Linked DNA regions of Mus musculus: region 1 is linked to region 2. The links are chromatin loops, found by intact Hi-C in ENCODE. Cell type or tissue: left cerebral cortex. All regions are shown on one strand. Each heading gives the region's core, and the rest is flanking DNA. Links, peaks and the distances in the headings are about the cores only. Region 1 has its middle 1.8 kb from the start of Sox1ot. Region 2 has its middle 75 kb from the start of Gm33029.

The links. A loop is a pair of places that touch in the nucleus more often than their neighbours do. Peaks named below come from ENCODE experiments on the same cell type or tissue, not always from the same donor. Only the 100,000 strongest peaks of a DNase experiment are listed, where the experiment ranks them.
Region 1: it touches region 2 in a loop (2.5-fold over the local background); 2 of 42 quality-filtered maps call a loop at or near these places.

What each region holds. Positions count from the first base shown.
Region 1 is chr8:12,382,554-12,385,463 of GRCm38, reverse strand. No RefSeq gene overlaps it. Among named protein-coding and RNA genes, the nearest start is that of Sox1ot, 1.8 kb to the left of the region's middle. In left cerebral cortex, for the core only: no CTCF peak of the experiment used is centred there; DNase peaks (open chromatin) are centred at 200, 868, 1,210 and 1,356; H3K4me3 peaks cover 1,166 bases; H3K27ac peaks cover 711 bases.
Region 2 is chr8:12,164,037-12,166,946 of GRCm38, reverse strand. No RefSeq gene overlaps it. Among named protein-coding and RNA genes, the nearest start is that of Gm33029, 75 kb to the left of the region's middle. In left cerebral cortex, for the core only: no CTCF peak of the experiment used is centred there; DNase peaks (open chromatin) are centred at 1,051 and 1,320; H3K27ac peaks cover 584 bases.

The DNA of each region.
Region 1 (2,910 bases), core at 101-2,600, 220 kb before region 2:
TCCCTATTCGCCGGCGCCCGCCGCCCCTCCCGCTGGCCCGACCGCAGAGGTTCGGGACCCTTGGACCATAGGGATTCCTCCCCCTCCTCCAGAGACGATGGCACCCCCTATCCCTGTCAGCAGTCACTTGTGGCATCCCACGGGCGGCGACTGTCACCTGGAGCGGCTTTCCGGCTTTCCCTACCTCTTGCAGGAGGGACGCCCCCACCCGCACTCCTGAGTCAGCGCGGTCATTGCGCGGGATCTGAGCCGCGCGCCCCCTCCGCCCCCACCGCGTCCTCGCAGTGGGTTTTTTTCAGCTCTGCTCTCGGCTGGAGCTTTGTTGTCTCGCCGAGGGGACACCTTGGACGTGGGCGCTGCGCCAGGCCTCCCCCGGAGCAGCGAGGGCAGGTTTCCCCCCTCCTACGATGCGCTCCTCAACCCCACCCCCCTCCAGTGCTCGCTCTACCAAGGGCAGCAACAGAAGGAAAGACAGAGTCTAAGGATCAGTGTGTGAACACAAAGCTCTCAGGTTAAAAAAGACAAGACGAAGAAAAAGGAAAGAAAAGAAAAAAAGAAAAAGAAAAAGAAAGTCGCCCAGACAGGAGTCTGTCAGGGTGCACACAGGGAGAGGGAGTGGGGCGGGACTCTCAGGGGCAGTAGCCATTGCGTGGCCAGCCTGTCTGCATGGGTGGGGGGGGGGCACGACCCTCCCAACACTCTGTAATCCCCTCCTTTGGCGGGTCCCTGACCCTGGCCTCTGCAAGGCTGGAGCTGCCGACCAGCCCACCGCTAAGCAGGGTGAACGGCCCGGGACGGGATGCAGCTCAGGAGAGAACCTCTGAGAAGGAGCCCGGCTGCAGCCGCTCAAGTCTGGCTTTCAGTTTCTCCTCGCTTCCAGGTCTCTCTTTCCCCTTTGGTCCCTAACTGTAGGAAGGTGTCAGCACTTTGGACTGGAGACCCAAACCCTCTGCGACACCTAGGAAATGTTCCAGGAGCAAACTTTCTTTTTTCTTTCTTTTCTTAAAGGGATGATAACTCCCAAAGCATTTACAATTCACTCTCAACCTAAGGAAAGACGTTCACTTTATATATATATGTATGTATAAAAATTGTACAAACAAAGCACACGTGACAGTACCAGTGTTTGCTCACCCGGTCGGGGTGCTGGCAGTGTGTACTTATCTGAAGCACACTCTCCTGGACAAATGCATGCGCCCCTCCCCCCGCAGCTGCAGGTTTTCAGCAGATCCGTGTCTGGCTCTAACCTCAGGGATAAAACCCCACATGACTCTCCCTCCGTGGATCTTAATCTAGGCAAGCACTTTGTCATTTGCAAATTATTTCTTAATCGGACCGAGCGATTTCGGTGTGCATGCAGTACGGGGATTTAGTGTGCAGAGGATCGCCGAAGCCGAGGAGCTGTCCAGGAATCCTTTCCCTAGTTGCAAGGCTTTTCCCCCAAAGACACGTTGGTCTGACCGAGAGGAAGAATAAAACCGGCGGAAGTCCTTGGTGACTCATTTTTGGGTTTTTGTTTATTTGTTTGTTTTTGCTTTTCTTCAATCTCTTTCTGAGAAACTGCATTCCCTTGGAGTTTTAAATAATTTAGCTCAGTTATTCCAAATGTCGGCAACACCAAGAAGAGGGAGTTTGGCCTTGGTTTTTTTTTCCCCCCTCAAAAACCCGGGTTTGTGCAGGAATCTGGGGGCAGGAAATGAGGAGACTTTGGAGTTGGAGTCGTTCCAGCAGACACCGGGAAGCGCTTTCCTTTTGTATGGAAAATGGAAACATTTTGGAATCCGGCTTTAAAACTTTGACTTATATTTTACATGTTAAATCACTGAAAGATTGGGTACAACAGTGTGTAAAGACTCAGAACCTGCAAATATTTGAATGGTTTTTGTGAGCGGAGCAGCTGCCAGTCAGCTGGCTTTGACAGGCTGTCACAGTTTTGTCATTTAATAGTGGGTGTTAGCCTAAGTGCAAAACACTCTGGCAAACAGATGTCAAACCCGTATCAATGGGGGTTGTGAAGTGGAGTTTAACCCGCATCACGGGGAGCTCCTGTGCACACGGATCCTTGGATCCTCGGATCCTCGGTGCAGGGGAGGTGCAGGATTCTACAAGTCAAAGACTGGCTCTAGGTACTGGACACACAACCTTGGGAGTCTGTCCAAACCAGGACGGGTCTCTCTGGTTCAGGCAGGGGAGAAGCTCATGGTCAACCAATTTTGCAGGCCGTGGGGGTGGGCGGATATTATGCCTCTCTGGACTTCTCTATGCAGTCTCCAGCTCTGGTTTTGTAGACCCTGGCTGCTCTTTGCCGATCCAGGACATTGCATAGAGTTTGGTGGACAGGCCACACGCTTTCCTTGGCCGCTATGCTATAGCAAGCCTTTTTAGGCTTTAGGAGACAAACTGAGCCCGCAGAAACTTCCAAAAGGTCTGTGGTTGAGTCAGACCCTATCCTAAGCCTGGCTGTGTTCAGGCCAGAGTCAAGGAGGCTCGGTGCCTAGCGCAGAGCGGCTGCTTTCAGTGTTTGTTTTTCTGCGCCAGAGTTGGGAGTCTGACACAGACCAGGCTTTGTCAATTGCTATGGGAAGCGTGGAGGGACCAAAGAGCGGAGGTTCTGGATTCAAGGCTCAAGCGAACATCTTTGTTCAGGCTTTCAGAGGCTGGCCTTCCATGCCAGCACACAAACAGGATCTTCCTTTGAAGATCTGAACAGCAGGTCAGACACAAGGGCCCGTGGTTTTAAGTGTGTGGGGGTTTTTTGTTTTGTTTTTGTTGTTTTTTTTGTTTTGTTTTTGTTTGTTTGTTTGTTTGTTTGTTTTAGCAGTTGGAGGGGAACCCTGTGGCTTTTGTATTTCTTCACTGGGGACTACACTGGGTGAGGGTGTCTACTCTCTCTTCTCCATCAGGAGAGGA
Region 2 (2,910 bases), core at 180-2,679:
TCAGCTTCCCAAGCACTGGGATAACAGGCTCATACAATAACACTTCACTTTCTCTGTGGGAGTGGGGATTTGAACTCAGGTCTTTGTGCTTGCATAGCAGTTTCCCAACCCCTCGGCTGCTACTTTCTTAGTTTTACCTCCTAATGTCACAGAACCTTAGTGTCGGTCAGATAGAGGGAAGATAGCTGGGGACCCAGGGAGAACATTAATATTTCAAATGAAATTCATTGCATGCTCAGCCTGCCGCAAGGCCTGCATGACAGAAAAATCCTGGCTAGCAGGGCTACTTGACTGTTCATGTGAATTCTGTATTTGAGGCCTCTTTAGTCAGGGGCTTCTTCCAGAGAGTCCATTCCTTTTCCTTGGGTGGGAAACACTGTAACCCAAAGGTGAGACTGACATGAGCTTTGGCAATGAGGAAAAGATCCTCTGAGATAAAGGCCTTGTCGAGTGGTGGGAAGGGCCAACCCAAGGGGAAGAGAGAACCTGCAGGGATCGCAAGTAACTCAGGGGGAGTCTTTCTGGACTCCATATGCCAAATTCATTTTCTCTTGCTTTGTAAAATAATATCTGACCACACAGATATTCATTATTTTAGGTTCCAATTTTGTTTTATAAGCACAATGCACCCTCGTTCTCTGCAGTGGTGGATCTGGGCCACATTGCTTGGTGGGAACACACACTGTCGAATGACGAGATCTTCCAACCCCAGGTTCGTGGTAATATCTAAGGCTAGGGGTGCAGGGTGCCTATGATGTGAATCCTACTGGGCTCCCAGAGCAGCCTGCAGTCTGGGTGCCGGGCAGCAGCCCGGTGAGGCCTCCCTCACCTGATGGCAAGCCCACTACCCTGAGCACAGCCACCTCCCTGGCAAACGCGTCCCAACCCAGTCGGCCAGCTTTTGTTTCCCGTGCCCTGAGTTCTGCGTCTCTGAGCCCTGAGATTTCCCTGGGCGGAAGTGGCTGCACGCCTCCTTCCTTTGTCTCAAGCAGAGGGTTTAATAGCTAAAGTAACTAAAAAGGTCTAACAACAGAAAGGCTCTGGTTTCCAGAGAAACCGTAAAAACAGACCCAGTCTCCATGGCAAAGAGAGAAGCTATTTGCTTCAGCCTTTTCAGAGCGGAGCGAGCTGACAGCTTTCCTATAATCAGCCCCGGTGATTTGTAGCCACTAACTATATTATAATGTTAACTATGGGAGGTCTTCGAAAATACGCAGGCGGAAAAAGCGAAATAATGCGCTGGCTTTTCTCCACTGTCCCATGAATACATTATCAATTTACGATTTATAAAATAGTCTCTGCTAATGATTGCACCTGACGCGGGGAGGCGATGTCCATCTCGGAGGGTTGCCTTCTGCAGTTCTCTTGAGGTAGCTGCATCTCTTTAGAAGTCTGCATACAGTCTAAGTTTCTCCTCCTCTGTTGCATTCATTTCCAGGAATGGGAGTGGAGCATGCAATGTGGGTGCATTTGATTTCACCTGCTACATGCCAAGAGTTTATTATCTAAGGCCTGGAGCTACTGTTGCTTCGTGGTGTGTGTGTGTGAGTGTGTGTGTGTGTGTGTGAGAGAGAGAGAGAGAGAGAGAGAGAGAGAGAGAGAGAGAGATGCCATTACAGACACTGCCCTGTACTTCTAGTTGACACTCAGGCTGAGATGCGTGCAGGGTTTGCTCCTGCTGGGCTGGAGGCACCACAACTCTGAAACCTTCCTTTGCTGGAACATGCATGGATTTGAGTTTCAGTCTCCATCTTTTATTTAAAAGCCTGAATCTCCCTCACGAACACACTCTCTCTCACATCTCTCTCTCTCTCTCTCCTAATGATTACTGTACACAGGTCAGAGGTGGCTTCACTATTAAGTCTGACCAGATGAAGCAGCACAGTGTCACTAACTCTCTCTTGCTGGGACTGTGTCTGTCTGTCTGTCTGTCTATCTGTCTGCCTGCCTTCTCTCACACACATATCAGCCCACACATACATGTGACATGGGATTACATATTACATATCCATTATCATGTATGTCCCAAAAGATTTTTATCAACATGGAAAGGAGCACTGATGTAACAGGAGGGTCACCATTTTAGTTTGACCTCTGGAAAAATGCAAATATCTTCTCTTTGGGGGATATCACCAGAAAAAAATTAGATGAAGTATATATATATATATTTTTTAAATTAACTTTTATGCCACATGATAGGGTCTTCAAGAAAACTTGGAGTTTTCGACTGATCTTCATTAGCTTGGAGGATAGGGTCAGGAAGATAAATATCTGATGTCTAAGCTGTGTTACCTAACGGTTGCCTCATTTTAAAACAGTGTAATAAAAAGCTCGAACGCTTGGCCCCCAAACTTAAATGGCTTTGTGCAACTACACATTAATCAAGCTTGCCCAGTAGTGTGTTGAAGACAAATGTACTTACACTTTAACTTACATGTCAGGTGCATAGTCACAGAGCTGATGTGGATGGAGGCTTTCTCTCAGGCTGCTAAAATTTCAAGTGACCAGCACAGGGAAGGAGCCTCCAGCAGGCAGCATCTAAGCTACAAGGGAGATGCCTGAACACCCCTTCTGCACGTGGGGGGGGGGGGGGAATCTGCATAAAAGGCAACAATGTGTCTTCATTTCCTGCTTTTGTTCTCTAATCTATTTGAACGAATTTGATGTGGTCTGGAAGTCTGCAAGGGGAGCAGGGTGTTTGGGTGGGATCATCACTCAGCTGGCCCCGGCTTCCTGGGAAAGGAGGTGGAGGGCAGGTGAGGGCACTAGCACCAGAGAGGGGTAACGTGATAAATGTTCCATGTTGGAACCTAGGAAAAATCGGCAAACACTCCATGCCCTCCATCTAGGATCACAAGGAAAACCTCCCAAAGTGAAAAGCTATTACCTCAAATCCCTGCGATCTCGCTT